Linked DNA regions of Homo sapiens: region 1 is linked to region 2. The links are chromatin loops, found by intact Hi-C in ENCODE. Cell type or tissue: dorsolateral prefrontal cortex. All regions are shown on one strand.

Region 1 (8,000 bases), 340 kb before region 2:
CACTAAAGATGTTTAAAAAGAATGATTTTTCACTCACAATCCCCCCTCACAACCGCCTTCTCACTTGTGCGTGTCTCCCTACGTACTGTTTGCACTGCAGCAGCTGACTGAACACATATTCATTCCCGGCCATGATGGACACATGTAAAGGAGTCCTGCGGGATCCAAAAGAAGAGGGGTCAGTTCAGGACAGGCCTGTTCAGGATGACTCACGGCAAGACGCAACCAGAATCCCAGGCAGAATCACCACCCGCAAGAAATCCCACATTTCTACAAGGCTTCTAAAACCATGACCCAGTATCAAAACCTGAAAACGGATCTGCTTATATGTGACCATTATTCAGCGGCCAAAATGGACAAGAATCAGCTCAAGGAAGTGATCTCAAATACTCCCCAACTCAATCCCAACCCCTTCCTGAAGGCACAGACAGGATTTTCTTGAGAACAGCAGTTTCTGCCACAGGTGTGCAGATTTTCCCTCATCTCTTCTCCATCAATTCTAAAAGGAAACTCTCCCCCATAATCTTCTATTCTTCTCAAACACACTCAGAGCAGCAACAGGAAAGAACTGATGAAAGCGGCATTTAACCCCTTTCACTGCTTTCATTTAGCACTCGGGAGCCCTGCAGGAGACTGGCACTGCAGAGCCACCACTAACACACACACACACACACCCCCGAGTCAGGGCCCAAGGCTGCACCTACCCACCCACCCCCCCCACCACCCCCCACCCACACAGTGAGTCAGGGCCCAAGGCTGCACCTACCCCGCCCCCCACCTCCCCCCAAAAACACACACTTTGAGTCAGAGCCCAAGGCTGCATCTACTACACACACACACACACACACACACACACACACACACACACACACACACTGCGAGTTTATTGCCGTTGGAGGAAAAAAATGAAAGAATCAACAGCAGGGAAAGGGATGCAATTATTTTAGGAAATAAGGTAATTATCACATGATACTGAGATTTCATGAAGCTACATCTTATTTACGTACTTATCTATCACATAAATACATTCTCCTGTCTGACAACCAAACTTTACAAAAAATCTTTTTTTTGAGAGGTTTTTCAAAGGTATAAAATACTGAGAATGTTCTAATGACAAGCGGGTCCCAACTGTGGTCAGTGATTCAGGTGACTTAACTATCCTTCACAGCCCCTCACACCACTGTCCCAAGACAAGTAGCCTTTTCTCAGATCCTACCACAAGGAATCCTCAACTATTTCTGGAAAGGGGCAAAATGAACACAATAAATATTGTTAAATATGCAAAGGGCCGTGCTATGGACAAAGGTAGCAAGCTGTGCAGATAAAGTGGGAGTGTTTACGAGAAGGTAAAATTGGGTTTAATATAGAGAATTTTCTAACAATTAGAATTTTCTAACAATTAGACCTCAATAGTTCTTCAAACTATCCAAGCAACTCTAAGAAATGCTACAAGGTTTCCTTGGAGGCACTGGACTAGATGACCACTCTGGTTCCTTCAAACATGAGATACAAATTGCTTAAAAGCTCGAAAACTGGCTCACGCCCGTAATCCCAGCACTTTGGGAGACCGAGGTGGGCAGATTGCTTGAGCTCAGGAGTTCGAGGCCAGCCTGGACAACATGGCAAAACCCTGTCTCCACCAAAATACAAAAATCAGCCAAGTGGGGTGGCGTGTGCCTGTAGTCTCACCTACTCAGGAGGCTGAGGTGAGAGGATCACCTGTGCTCAGGAGGTAGAGGCTGCAGTGAGCCAAGATCATACCACTGCGCTCCAGCCTGGGTGACAGAGTGAGATGCTGACACAATTAAAAACAAACAAACAACACACAAAAAAAACCTCGAAGACTTCAGTTACCCAGGATAGAAATGTTTTCCCCAAATGCCTCTGGTTTTAGTAGTGACACTACTACTACACATCGATGTCTGTGACTTTAATGAAAATAAGACTGAATAATGCCAAACTAAAGAACATGAACTCCCCGTATGCCAATTACATGCTACTGTAAGATATCTTCTGAGAACAGTGCTAAGGGCACAGTGTCTGCTCCCCAGCTTACCTCCCCTTGCTGTCCTGCATGTTGGGGTTGGCACCAGCCTGCAGAAGGGCCTCTGCAATCTGCGCCATCTCAGACATCACATCTGCTGAGTGTTTCTTTGAACTGTACAAGGCCACAAGGTGCAGTGGTGTCTCCTGGGCACCCAGTGTAGCAGCGTTGACAAAGGCCCCATTCTTAATGAGGAAAGTGGCAGCAAAGAGATCTCCTTGAAAAGAAATAATAGAAGAAACAGTGTCAGGGCAAAGTATTCTGGCCAGTGCTTCTTCAAGAGGGAGCAGAAAATGACTGCAGACAAAGGAGAGCGATAACTAGATGTGTCTGAAGGAACCTCTTGGGGCATCTGTAAGTGGAAACTCATTGAGATCATGGAGTTACAGACGAATTCAAAAGGCTCTGCTCAATTTTTGGTTACCTGTTACCACTTGTCCTGCCTCCTCACCTCAGTATCCTTTCACTGTTTAAGAATACTAGGCTGGGCCAGGCGCAGTGGCTCATGCCTGTCGTCCCAACACTTTGGGAGGCCGAGGTGGGCGGATCACCTGGGGTCGGGAGTTGGAGACCAGCCTGACCAACAGGGAAAAACCCCGTCTCTACTACAAATACAAAACTAGCCGGGCGTGGTGGTGCACGCCTGTAATCCCAGCTACTTGGGAGGCTGAGGCACGAGATTCGCTTGAACCCAGGGGGTGGAGGTTGCGGTGAGCTGAGACCACATCATTGCACTCCAGCCTGGGGATTAAGAGCAAAACTCCGTCTTAAAAAAAAAAAAAAGAACACTAGGCTTCTACTCTTCAAAGGCCTCCTTCGGTCATCTCTCAGAAGGGTTTCCAGGATCCCTCCCTACACAATTTCTCTCTCTCTTTCTCTTTCTTTCTTATTTCCTGACCACAGCTTGTACCTAACTAAGCAACACCTACCCCCATTCTGCTGTACTTGCATTCACGTTCCTACTCAGAGTAATCCCATGTCTGTTTTATTATTATAAAATTTATTTTCTTTTTAGATTTTTTTTTTTTTCAGACAGAGCCTTGCTCTGTCACCCAGGCTGGAGTGCCGTGGTGCAATCTCAGCTCACTGCAACTTCCGCCTCCGAAATTCAAGCAATTCTCATGTCTCAGCCTCCCAAGCAGCTGGGACTATAGGCATGTGCCACCACACCTGGCTAATTTTTTGTATTTTAGTAGGGACGGGGTTTCACCATGATGTACAGGCTGGTCTCAAACTCCTGAGCTCAGGAAAACCACCTGCCTCGGCCTCCCAAAATGCTGGGATTACAGATGTGAGCCACCGTGCCCGGCCTCTTTTTAGTTTTGTAATCTCATTATATACACATAACTGACTTAATAAGAAGTTTACAATGAAATATTTGAACAGAGTATCTGTACACATTACTATTTACAAAAATTTCACATGGTAAATAACCTTGTTGTGGAAACAAAATTTCTTTCTAAATCCCTTCCATTGACTTACCTCTTGGAGTATTACAGATAAGAGTCTACCTAGGACAATTTACAGATATCAAATTAAGACTGAATAACATCCCAGGTCTTTGGAAGGCCGAGGTGGGAGGATCACTTGAGCCCAAGAGTTCAAGACCAGCCTGGCAACATGGGGAGACCCCATCTCTACAAAAAAAAACTTAGCAAGGAGCGGTGACAACAGCTGTGGTTCCAGCTACTCAGGAGGATGAGGTGGGAGGATCGCTTGAGCCCCAGAGTTCGAGACTGCAGTGGGCTATGACTGTGCCACTGCACTCTAGCCTGGGTGACAGAGAGAGATCCTGACTCAACAAAGGCTGAGTAACTTACAGAAAAACCATTCTTCTTCTTATTTTTTGAGACAGAGTCTCACCCCCGCCACCCAGGCTGGTGCACTGGCACGATCACGGCTCATTGCAGACTCAACTTCTTGGCTCAGAGGATTCTCCTAACTCAGTCTCCTGAATAGCTGAGACTACAGGCACGCATGCCACCATGCCTGGCTTATTTTTTATATTTTTAGTAGAGATGGGGTTTCACCATGTTGCCCAGGCTGGTCTCCAACCCCTGGGCTGAAGGGATCCACCTGTCTCAGCCTCCCAAAGTGCTGGGATTACAGGCATAAGCCACTGTGTCTGGCCAAAATTCATTAATTTTAATAGTTTCATTTACCATCTTTGACTATTTATGCTCTGTAGGAGTGAAAAAAACTACCTTGACATGTTGACAAAAGGCCAAGAATTAAGATGAAAATGTTAATGGTACACATTTGTGAAAATACTTTGTCAGACACTAGTAAAGAGAAATTGACTCTAGATTGGTTCTACAAATACATGGTTAAACTCGGAACTAAGCAATCTGACAAGTGGCCATTTAGTGTTAAAAAATACTTCTGAAAAACCAGTTAAAGTTTACTTGTCAAGTTAACTTGGAGGATGACAAGGATTAAGCAATTAAATTTGTTGTAAGATTAAAAGTTCAGTCTTTCTTGGATTTAGTTATATTTAACATTTAAAACACGCAAACACCATGTATATATAAAATGTATGTTTCTTAAGAAAACAAGGCAAGAATAGCAAAGCATCATAACACACAGAACAGAAACCTGTTACAAAGGCTTGGGGCATCACGCCTTGCTGGGTGAAAGCAATTGCTCTCAGTAGCCTCCAGGTGGCATCAATGAGCTCATATCGGGAAAGTTGGGTTTTGGGGATTTTTTTTTTGTTTTTGAGACAGGGTCTCACTCTGTCACCCAGGCTGAAGTGCAGTGTCATCATCACGGCTCACTGCAGCCTCAACTTCCAGGGCTCAGTTGATCCTCCCAGCTCAGCCTCCTGAGTAGCTGGGACTACAGGTGCACGCCAACATACCCGGCTAATTTTTTTGTGTTTTTGGTAGAGGTGGGTTTTGCTACCATTGCCCAAGCTGGTCTTGAACTCCTGGGCTCAAGCAATCCGCCCACCTCAGCCTCCCAAAGTGTTGGGATTACAGGCGTGAGCCACGGCACCTGGCCTGGAAAGTCTTTCAAGGGTTCAGTTAAACATCTTCCAAATAAAAATCATTTGCAACTTGCAACTTGAAGTCCCCATGTGTGACTCTGATGGGTGATAGCAAGTTAACCCAAGAGCTGGGATTCAGAGGTACTTTCTGCAGATTCCGTCTCCATTTCACCAAGGTCTACAGGATGAATTTCTTGCAAATCACATCCTTCTTCAGCTGGATGATCCCCAGCATGCAGAACAACGTCCTAGAGTTTGATTTGCTGGTCCCATGAGAGTTGACTATACTCCTTAAATGTGTGGGTGACCTTGCGATGAATGCTAGATTGTTGAAGCTGCCTTGGAACTTCTTTAATTTATGGATCTTTCCATAGGATGTGCTTTTGTCTTTGCATCAGGATGCTTCGGTTCCTAATTGTTAGAATTGTGAGTGCAGACTCCTTTGAATCACAACTCGAGACGATGATTTTCTCTCTCTTCCAAAGTTTTCCTTTCATATCTTACGATATCATTTCATCTCCTTCGACTACATATCTACAGTCTGAATATCTAGAATGGGGTTTCAGGAGTGGTAAAGCTCTCTCAGGTCTGTTGCCTGTATTCCTGTGCCCATTTTCATTTGAATATACAGGTTTCATCTGGTTCTCAGTAGGTATGAAATTAGAAAATCATTTGCTTTTGTTTTGGTTTTTGGTTTTTGAGACAGGGTCTCACTCTGTTGGTCAAGCTGGAGTGCAGTGGTACCATCATGGCTCACTGCAACCTCAGCCTCCCAGCCTCAAGAAATCCTCCTGCCTCAGCCTCCCAAGTAGCTAGGGGTACAGGCGCATGCCACCCTGCCTGGCTCATTTGAAAATATTTTTGTAGAGGTGAGGTCTCACTATGTTGCCCAGGCTGGACTCAAACTCCTGGCCTCAAGTGATCCTCCCACCTTGGCCACCCAAAGTGCTGGTATGACAGGCGTGAGCCACTGCGCCCAGGCCGATTGTCTCTTTTTCAACACTTCCCATCTGCTCTATGCTTTCTTCCAAGAGACCATCTTGCTAGAGAATGTGGGCTCTGGCACTGGGGCAGACAAGAGGCCTCAGATGCTGACTCGCTCCTCAGATGCTAGATTGGCCTGTGTCTGATTTTTTTTTTTTTTTTTTTTTTTTGTATTCACACTGTCTTATACAAAACAGAACCTGGGAAATGTTTGAGAAGAAAATGGATTTGACTGGTTAGGGCTATTGGGTTCTACTTTATCAGAAAGGCTCTTATTTGAATGAATCATGACTTCAGGTAACTTAACAATTTTCCAGTAAGTCCCTTCTCTTGAAATATTTTCATTCTTCTGCTCCCGTTTTGGGTGGGGTAAGGGGTGCAGAAGGTTGCAATCTTTCCCAGTATCAAAGCTTAGATTTCTTCACAGTACAGAGGCAGTAAAGCACTGCAGGCAGCAGGTAACATGCATATAGGGGGTTAGGCTAGGTCAGGCTTTTGCTATCCATTTATACATATACGCAGAGGGTCCTACTCTGTAGCATGAACAAACTCCACACGGATTTGGTATAGGAAAAAATATGTAAAGACAACAATATATTAGCAATACAACTAAATATCCTAGAGACGGCCACTTACATTCTGGGAGTAGAAAGAAACTTTAGAATTATTAGGACAAAGGGCCTTAATGAAAAGTCCAAAATATGAGATACTCAGGGGAGAAGGGTTAATGTAGTTTCATTACCTTTAAGCTTAAAATATATTCCAAACTAAGACACAAATACATAGTGGCCGGGCGCAGCGGCTCCTGACTGTAATCCCAGCACTTTGGGAGGCCGAGGCGGGCATTTCACTTGAGGCCAGGGGTTTGAGACCAGCCTGGCCAACATGGCAAACCCAATCGCTACAAAAATAGAAAAATTAGCCAAGCGTAGTGGCATGTGCCTGTAATCCCAGCTACTAGGGAGGCTGAGGCAGGAGAATCGCTTGAACCCGGGAGGCGGAGGTTGCAGTGAGCCGAGATTGCAGCACTGCACTGCAGCCTGGGTGACAGGGCAAGACTGTGTCTTAAAAAAAAAAAAAAGAGGCCGGGCGCAGTGGCTCACGCCTGTAATCCCATCACTTTGGGAGGCCGAGACGGGCGGATCACGAGGTCAGGAGATCGAGACCATCCTGGCTAACACGGTGAAACCCCGTCTCTACTAAAAATACAAAAATTAGCCGGGCATGGTGGCGCGCGCCTGTAGTCCCAGCTACACGGGAGGCTGAGGCAGGAGAATGGCGTGAACCCGGGAGGCGGAGCTTGCAGTGAGTCGAGATTGTGCCACTGCACTTCAGCCTGGGCGACAGAGCGAAACTCCGTCTCAAAAAAAAAAAAAAAAAAAAAAAGAGAGATAAATACACAGTAAAGCTAAGAAAAGATAGGTTAATGAAAAATGTATAATACACCAAACATACAGAAGATAAACTGGGCAATACTGCACAGGTATATGAAAACCTATGAATGACTGGATTCAGATGGATAGCATGATAAAAAAAAATTTTATATCTTAAATCCTTAAGTCCTCTTAGAAGAATTATAGACTTTGGATCAGATTTACTTTATTAATAAGATCCAAATATAAAGTTCTTTTTACTTATAATCATACACATATATATATATATATATATTCACCCCACACAAAGAAGCTATTTAGAAATTACTAGAAATAGAAAATTAATAAAGTTTTACATTAAAAGAAAGCCCAGAGGGTACATAAAGGAAAAGGACAACTGATATCAGAAGAGCAGAACAAAGGGAGGGAACAGAAAATGTCACAATCACCGTTTATAAGGTTTCTGTCAATAAGAAAATGGTTAACACATTTTAGAAAGATTTCAAATCATCAGAAACAGTTAAAATAAAAGCTGGTGCTTAAAAGTTTCAGTTACTTCATCACCTCATTCACTGACACTGCCAGGTAAATGAGGCATGACTATTGACTA
Region 2 (8,000 bases):
CTTCCCCGAGGCTGAGCTGAGCCTTTTCCAGGGGCAGGGCCCAGGAGACCATTCCCAGAATCCATGGGGCAGTAGCCAGGGCTCCGGCTGCTGGAGGAAGCAGCTATCCACAAAGCTTCCTGCCCCAGAGCTGAGGCTGAGGCCCCGGGAGAGGCGGCCCCTACCCAAACACTGGCTGCTGGCATTCCACCAAGTGACCCCAGGGGGGGGCCAGGCCTTCGATCACCCACCTCCCATCCATGCACACACCAGGATGCAGCTGCCAACTTCACACCAGCCCCAACCCGCTTTGGGGGAGCTTAGCCCCCTGCGTCACCCACTCCCTGCACTTCTGCTGCAATCAAGGTGGTTCTGGTGCGGGGGTGGGGTGGGGGGTGAGGCCTTGTGGCCAATGGGGGACCCCCCAAGAGCCAGCTTGGACAATGCTCTTCTTGCCCCTTAGTTACTGGCTGGCTGTGGCTTCAGTGGTGTGTAAGCAGGTGGAATACTCACCCACCAAGCTCTGGGGTACCCCGAGGGCCTGACAAGAGGATGGGGTGGGGGTGGCATCCTCCAAAGACCAGCCTCCACCCCCACTCCAGCCTCAGCGGGGCCCCAGCGATGTTTTCTTGTTGTACAAGAACCAGGTCCGAGTGTTGCCTCCTCTTCCTTCCGGAAGCCAAACTGCTCCTTTATTTTTTAGAGCTGCTGATTGTGAATCTCAGAGTCTTAAGAGAGAAGCCAAATATATTCCTCTTGTAAATGAAGAAATAAACCTATTTAAATCACCCCCTGGTGGCTCCCTCACAGCAAAAAAGCCTGGGGGCAAAGAGGTGGCAGGCACGAGAGATGGTCACACCTGCCTGCAGCCAGCACATCAACCTGCACCAACCCAGGCAAACACCAGAGCCCTGGACATGGCCCTGGAGCCAGGGTCCCAGCCCAGAACCGGGGGTGGGGAGGTCTCTGCACCCTGGGACCCCTGCAGGAATGGCTCAGGCTGTGCTTGCCAGAGCAGGATGCCCGGGCAGGCGGCAACAGCCACCCTCCCCAGTGGCAGCGCCTTAGAAACAGCTTGCGTATTAAAATCATGGTTTAAAAAAAAAAAAAAAAAATAGGCGTCTCAGGCAGATGGAGGCAGGGGCTGAGGGGGGCCCGTACCTGTGCTCAGGGCTTCCCTGCCTTCCTCACCTGTGCTTTCTTCTTGGCCCCACTCTGAAGCAGGCTGGGACTCCTGATGACCAAAGACAGCCTTGCCTTTTTCCGTGCCAGCGCGGACAGTGGTGATTTGCCCAAGACCCCCTTTTTGGGAAGAGCCTTCTGATGCTGCTTTTGGCCTGCAGGTTCCGTGGGGGACCCGGGAGCTCCATTCACCTGGGACGGCTTCTGGTTTTTCTTCTGCAGTTTTGGGGATTTGGCAGGGGTGCTGGGGCTCCGGGTGGGGGCGCCAGGGGCTGGACTCTTGGTGGTTGGCGTCCCGTTTGCCTGGGCTGGGACCTTAGCCTTTGTCCTGTTCCTCTTCTTCCTGCCCATGCTGGGGGGCTGGCTCCCGCCGGTGGCTGCAGGTGTGCCATCCTCCGCTGGCGTGCCATCCTCTGACTTGCGTTTCTTGCGCTTCTTCGTCTCTGGCAAGAATCCCTTTTTCTTCCGCTTCTTACTGATGGGGCTCTGGGTGGCACTGGGGATCTCCTTGGCATCCTTCTTCTCCAACTTGGGGCGCCTGAAGGGAAGTGAGCAAGGTTAGAAGGTGCCCATCGAGGGCAGCAGCCACCGCCACCGCGACTGCTACCTCCACCTGGATTCTGAGGGTCCTCTGAGGCCCCTAGGTTCTGTGAGGCCCCTATGAGGGTCCCGTGAGGGTCCTATGAGGGTCCTGCGAGGCCCCTGGGTCCTGCGAGGGTCCTGCGAGGCTCCTGCGAGGGTCCTGTGAGGGTCCTACAGCTCCCACATCTGAGAATGCGCTTGAGTGCATGTGTGTGCAGCAGCATGCGTGTGCAGTGTGCGTGTGCAGCAGCGTGTGTGCAGCGTGTGTGTGTGTGCAGCAGCGTGAGGGTGTTCCCAGCCCCTACCCAAGGTGTGTGTCCCCCTCCCAGAACCTACTGGACTCCCAGGGTTTTCATGGCCTGCCAGTAGAGGTCGTGCAGGCGGCTGGAGCCGGTGGAGTGTGCCCCCTGCTGTAGGCTCTGCTGTTGCCCCTGCAGCACACCCAGGAGCACCGTCAGGTCCAAGGTCAGCTTCTGCAGAGGGTGGGAAGGCAGAGCTGTGGGGCCACAGAGGGCGGGGCCTCTCGCGGGCTCCCAGTCTTCCCACCTCTGCCCTGTTGCTGCCTCACCAGTGACCCCTGCCCCTTCCTGGGCCTCAGCCTCTCCTTCTGCCTGTTAAGTCATCCGTGTCTCTTACCGAGGGAGGAAACACGCGCCCCAGGTGTTGGTTCTCCTCCTTCCCATAGCCAAAGGCCTGGTCTCAGAGTCTCGGTGTCCTCCCCTCCAGCAGTGGCCCGGGCCCACCCACCTCCAAGAGGGCCACTCCCCAGCACTCCATCACCGCGGGGCTGCCAAAGCGCTTCCCCACCCAACCCTGCCACCTTCCTGCACATCCTGAATGGGTTATTGTTGGAATCCGCCAGCTTCCGGGAGCCCTGCTCTCCTGGCTTCCTCACTATCAGCCAGTTTTGTAAGGCCCCGTCCCGGGCCCCGCCTCTGCCTGCCAGCACCCCCTTGGCAAGCTCTCCCTCCACAAGGGCTGACTAGCACCTATGCTGAAGATTCCCAAACCCCGCCCTCTGGGCCAGACCGGGGGACCCAGATGGCCACCTCCAGCTGCCTCCCAGCCCTGCCCTGATGGCTGCCCACACTCCTGTACCAGGCCTGGAAACCTGGCTGCTCACCCTGAATCTTCTCCAACCCTTCCACAGTCTCCAGCCCTGCCAGCCCCTTCTCGGCTTTCTCACGGGATGTGGCAGTGCCACCCCACCCCCTCTCACCCCGCCCTGCAGGAGGAGGACAGGGTGGCACAGTCCCTTCCCAAGTCACTCACCCATCCATGGTTTGGTAACTGCCCAAATGGCAGCCCAGAGCCCTGGCCCAGGCACTGAGAAGTTTCCCCACATGACCCCCATCCCTGCAGTCCAGCCCGGGCATGGCACTGCTGGCCGGGAGGCCCCAAGGCCCCCAAGAGGAACCCGAACACGACCGCGGACTGGGCCCCCGCCTCACCTCATGTTTGCAGGTCCTGAAGAGAACGTTGAGCAGCTCCAGGGAGGACAGTGCCTGCTGATGCTGCGCCTTGGTCTGCGCCTCCCCCAGCACGCGCAAGTTCTAGGGAAGGGTGGCCAGGCTGAGGCACTCCGGAGAGCTGCTCAAAGCCTTTCTGTTTCCCAGCCGGAAGTAAAGCCCAGAGGCAGGGACCGTCTCCTGGGACAACCCCAGTTCTCCCGACTCTGGACTCAGGCTCCAATCCTCACTTCTTTCCCAGAGATCGGTCTCCCGGAGAACTGATTCTGAGGGGGTGGGGAAAGGGCGCCCCCCGGCTGTTACCTCGGTGACCTTTGCTAGGACCTGGCCCATCAGCTGCTTCCACTCGGGGTCCTCAAAGCACGACCTCACCTCCCGCATGGACAGGGTCTTCTGGAGCAGCAGGCAGGCCTGTGGGTGGGCAAAGGTGGGTGGCAGGAGCCTTGGCACGTTGGGTGCTCACGGCTCAGGGATGCATGAGGGCTCGGGGGCCCGCTGGGCACTGCTGTGGGCAGCGTGTGAGGCTGCCTGCTGCTCTGGGCTCTGTGACTACCTGCTCCTGTGCCTTTGTGTGCAGGTGGGGACACCAAGGCCTCCCAGCTGGATAGAGGTGGGACCTCAGGTTGGGACAATTCCTGCCCATTATTGGCTTAGTGCCATCTTCCTCCAGCCTGCCCCCAACAGCCCTGGCACCAGAGCAGACACTACCAGGGGCATCCTGTGTGTGGCCAGATGGGCAGCAGTGGCTGCGGGAGTGAGGCTGGCCCTGCCCCCTCAGCTCCTGTGTGTTCACTGTGTGGCAGGGGCCAGGGCACGGCCACCCCCTTCAGAGACCATGTACCCACAGCCAAGCCAGTGGGGCAGGGACAGCTGTGCCCGTGCTCACCAGGACAGCGCTCTGGGGCCTCACAATATCCAGTCAGAAGAGGGTTAAGCGGGTTAATTCAGACAGGCCCTGGGCTGGGAGCTGGGAAGTCTCTCACCTGATGACGGGGCCGCACCGGGCCCGTGATATGCTGGACCAGGATGGGGAGCAGGCTCTGACAGAGCACCTGGTGGGGAGTGACAAGGGCTGTGAGGTGCAGGCTGGGCTGAGCAGGGACCATGAGGAAGCAGGGCAGGCCCCAACACTCACCGGGTGCCGGGAGAAGAGGCTGAGGAACATGGGAACTGTGAGGGGGCTGTTGCGCTTGGTCAGGAAGGAGCTCAGTGCTGTCGAGTACACCCGGGTCACCAGGTTCAAGTCCAAGCAGCTGGCAGCCTAGGCCAGGGGAGAGCGAGCTGGGTGAGGCCAGGAGAGGGGTCCCTGGGATGGGAGCAGAGCCTGGCCTACCTTCATCAGAAGGCTGAGGGTTGGGCCCTGGGGAAGTCCCGGCCTCCACTCCCTGGCTGTGAAATGCCTGGGGCTGCTCCTGGGCCAGGCCCTGCTCACCTGCGGGCCCGTGGGCATGTGGCTGGGGTCAGTGCCAGCTTTCTGCTTCTCCTGTGTCTCATGCACGCAGCCCTCAGCAGTGTTGCCCTTCAAGACCCGGAGCAGGTAGAGAGAGGCGTTGAAGTGGTAGAGGGCGGTGGGGGAGTCGGGCTGGCGGCCAGCCTGCTGCACCAACCGCTCCACCTGGGCGTGCAGGGCCCCTGCGCGCTCACCCAAGTCGTGGCAGTAGCGCCGGGCACGGCACAGGTGGTGCCTGTGGGTGGTGAGGACGAGAGCTGGTCAGAACATTCTCGGTCCACCCTGCTCCGCCAAGCAGAGCCAACCCAAGTCCCACTTTATAAGTGGGGAAACAGACCTAGAAGACGACAGAGGCGACCCAGGCCACAGAGGAGGGCCCAGGGCCGCCTGCAGGCTGCCTGGAAGCTGTGTGGGCTCAGAGTGCTGGGGTGACAGGGGCGCTCCAGGGGAGAACAGAACAGCTCCCTGAGTGGAGGCTGCACCAAGGGCCAACTGCCTGCCTGGGGCACCCCTCCTGTCTACACTTGTCTCTCATGGGGCAGTGGCCTTCAGGCCTTTTGTAAAGCGAGACAAGGGTTCATGTGCTTAGAACCCTCTGTGGCCCTGCAGGGCCGGGGATATAATGGGGGCAAGAGGCAGGATGCTCAACAAACGACACTGTCCACGCACGCTGGCAGAACTATCTGAGAAGGCGTGGCCCGGGCGGGCCTGGGTTTGTGAAGAATGCACTGCCAGTCACACTCCCCACCCCTCCTGACTATCCACGCAGCGCCCCAGCTCCCAGGCCTTCACCTCCCCAGCACCTGAGCTCTGAAGGCAGGTCTACCAGGTGCCTGCCTGTCTCTCCCACGCCTGCCACCGCCTCCCTCCTGGGCCCTCTGCCTCCAGCACAGCCCCTCCCAAACCCTTCTCCACGCTGCCAGCCGTTTCTGAAAAGGCAAACCAGACTCAGACCCTTCCCCACGCCACTGCTCTTGCTGATAATGCCTCTGTGGCCTCCAGCACCGCTAGGGTCAGGGCCTGCGAGGGTGCGGGGGTCTGTGGCCTCGCTGCTTGCCTGACCTTCCAGCTGCGTGTCTGACCAGCTCCCGTCAGGATGCTCTTCCTCCCTTTCTGCCCTGCCCAAGGCCTCCCAGCCTGACAAACTCCCATGCACACTACACCTCCGAGGACTGGGTTGGGTGTCCCCTGCCACAGGTGCACCCACTGTCCCCCTCCACCCCAGCACAGCCCCACTTGAGACTGTCAAGGGCAGGGATGGACCCCAGCTCCAGGGCACTGTTGGCACAGCCCCACTTGAGACTGTCAAGGGCAGGGATGGACCCCAGCTCCAGGGCACTGTTGGCACTGTGTCGGGAGAACGCGGGGATGAAGCAAGGACTGTGGGAATCACTAAGTGACGTGTGCCTCTAGGGCTGAGCAGTGAGCCTGCGAGCTAGGGGCCCAGGCTGGAAGCTTGGCTCTCTCCTTCCTGTGCAGACAGCAAGCCTAGAGCTCTGGCTCTCCTGCGCCTGGGGGCTGCCGGCCACACCTGCCCGCCCTGCACCCCCGTGCTCACGTGAAGATGCGCGCCGTCTTGTGCAGAAGGTCCTGCTCCTGTTTGGAGCTGCTGCTGCGCAGGCTGCGCCGGATGATGCTCAGCAGCGGCTCCAGCAGCTCCAGGACCAGGGCATTCTCGGGCTGCTTGGTCACTAGCACCTCCACCAGGTCCAGCACCTGCAGCCAGGAGGGCAGGTCAGCAACACGGGGGTGGGCGCACAGGGAGGCGGGGGTGGGCGCACAGGGAGGCGGGGGTGGGTGCGGCCCGCCCCCAGGCTCACCCGGATCTGGAAGTCGCGCCGCAGAGCCTTCTCCTTCTGCAGCTTGTTCTTCTCGTCTCGCCGGGCCTGGATACGCAGCTTCTGCTCGGCAAAGAGGCTGGCGAGGCTCTGGTCCAGGGCCATCATGGCCTCATCCCCCAGCTCCTCCTCGTTCTCACTGTCCTCTCCACCCTGAGGGACAGAGGCCCAGCGGTCAGCCAGGCCTCGGGCAGGCACACAACATGGGGACACCCGAGCCCTCCCCGGCCGCCCCCCCCTCCACCTCCCCCACTCACCAGCGCCTTCCCAGCCTGCAGCACGGTCATCAGCTGTTCCCGGAAGCCCTGATCCACGTCCCCGTCGCGCTCCTCCTCCTCGCTCTCCTCCCCCTCGCTCTCCTCTTCACTCTCTGAGCTTCTGTTGTCCTCACCTTCCTCGCTCTTGTCCTGTGTGGTAGAGGCAGGCGCGTCACACACCTCCCCGATCGTCCCACTCCCCACCGCCCCCGCCCGGCCCATGCTGGCAACACCTCTGCACCCTTCAGCCGCCGCTCATCAGAATCGTCCGTCACCACCACACGGTCATTCTCATCCTCACTGGTCTCGGGGTTCAGCACCTGGGGAGGGGTGCCAGCCACTGACCCATTTGCAGCCCCCGCCCTCCTCTCCAGGCCCCACTCAGCCTTGACCAAAGACCTCCATTTCCCAGAAGAAAACGGAGCCTAGGAGAGGCGGCCAGGCCAGGCCAAGGCCTCGTTGAGACCCCTCCCACCGGCCGCAGGCTCCCGGCAGGGAGGCTGGAGGCTGAAGCGGCACCCCTGGTGCAGCTCGCTGCTCAGTGAGCCCCAGCCCACATTCCACTCCCAAAGGTCCCAACTCACATCCAGAATTAGCTGCAGGGCACGCGGGGTCAGGTGGGAGCAGATGTGGCCAAACACGCTCCGGGCCACCTGGCGCATGAGGTGGCTGGGCTGGGCCAACAGGGCCAGCAAGATCTCCACCAGCACCTCTACCCACGGGGGTTCCTGGGGGTCTGCAAGAGGGAGGGGTTGAGCCCGGATAGGGGACCGCTGGCCCCACCCCACCACTCTAGTCCCTCTCGTGACCAAGGACCCACCGATGGTCTTGGTGCGGCTCCGGCGGGGCTTCTCTCCCAGACTTTTCCTGATGCAGGTCTGGATGTCACCCAGCAGGTCACAGCTCTCTGCAGGGGACTGCGGGCAGGGTAGGACACACACTGGGGCCAGGCCCTGTCCCCAGCCCTTCTAAACCAGGCAAGGGGCTGGCCAAATGGCAGCAGTGGCATCAAGAAGCCTCCAACACCCAGCCACTGGCCCGCCCTGGCCAGTCACCCCCACAATCCAGAACAGAAGACCCCAGCTGGACACCCCAAGAGCTGAGGGCTTTTGAGATGGAGTCTCGCTCTATTGCCCAGGCTGGAGTACAGTGGTCTGATCTCGGCTCACCACAACTTCTGCCTCCCAGGTTCAAGCCATTCTCCTGCCTCAGCCTCCCAAGTAGCTGGGATTGCAGGCGTGTA

Evidence for each region. Peaks named below come from ENCODE experiments on the same cell type or tissue, not always from the same donor. Only the 100,000 strongest peaks of a DNase experiment are listed, where the experiment ranks them.
Region 1: a loop joins it to region 2, with 2.0 times the contacts of the local background. A loop is called at or near these places in 3 of 110 quality-filtered maps.

Annotation. Positions count from the first base shown.
Region 1 is chr17:4,195,317-4,203,316 of GRCh38, forward strand. ANKFY1 (ankyrin repeat and FYVE domain containing 1) reads right to left here. Exons shown (of 25, transcript NM_001330063.2): 8 at 2,057-2,261; 9 at 87-155. It also overlaps the pseudogene LOC100420060. Among named protein-coding and RNA genes, the nearest start is that of CYB5D2, 56 kb to the left of the region's middle. In dorsolateral prefrontal cortex, CTCF peaks have their summits at 4,708 (motif pointing right) and 4,908; a DNase peak (open chromatin) is centred at 4,680.
Region 2 is chr17:4,538,269-4,546,268 of GRCh38, forward strand. It overlaps SPNS2 (SPNS lysolipid transporter 2, sphingosine-1-phosphate), which reads left to right. Exons shown (of 13, transcript NM_001124758.3): 13 at 1-767. MYBBP1A (MYB binding protein 1a) reads right to left here. Exons shown (of 26, transcript NM_014520.4): 14 at 7,578-7,674; 15 at 7,342-7,493; 16 at 6,991-7,077; 17 at 6,758-6,907; 18 at 6,483-6,653; 19 at 6,221-6,378; 20 at 4,645-4,897; 21 at 4,348-4,473; 22 at 4,196-4,264; 23 at 3,516-3,623; 24 at 3,195-3,296; 25 at 2,080-2,216; 26 at 636-1,699. The coding sequence ends at 1,147. Among named protein-coding and RNA genes, the nearest start is that of MYBBP1A, 13 kb to the right of the region's middle. In dorsolateral prefrontal cortex, a CTCF peak has its summit at 3,476; DNase peaks (open chromatin) are centred at 3,258 and 3,433; H3K4me3 peaks cover 4,241 bases; H3K27ac peaks cover 7,490 bases.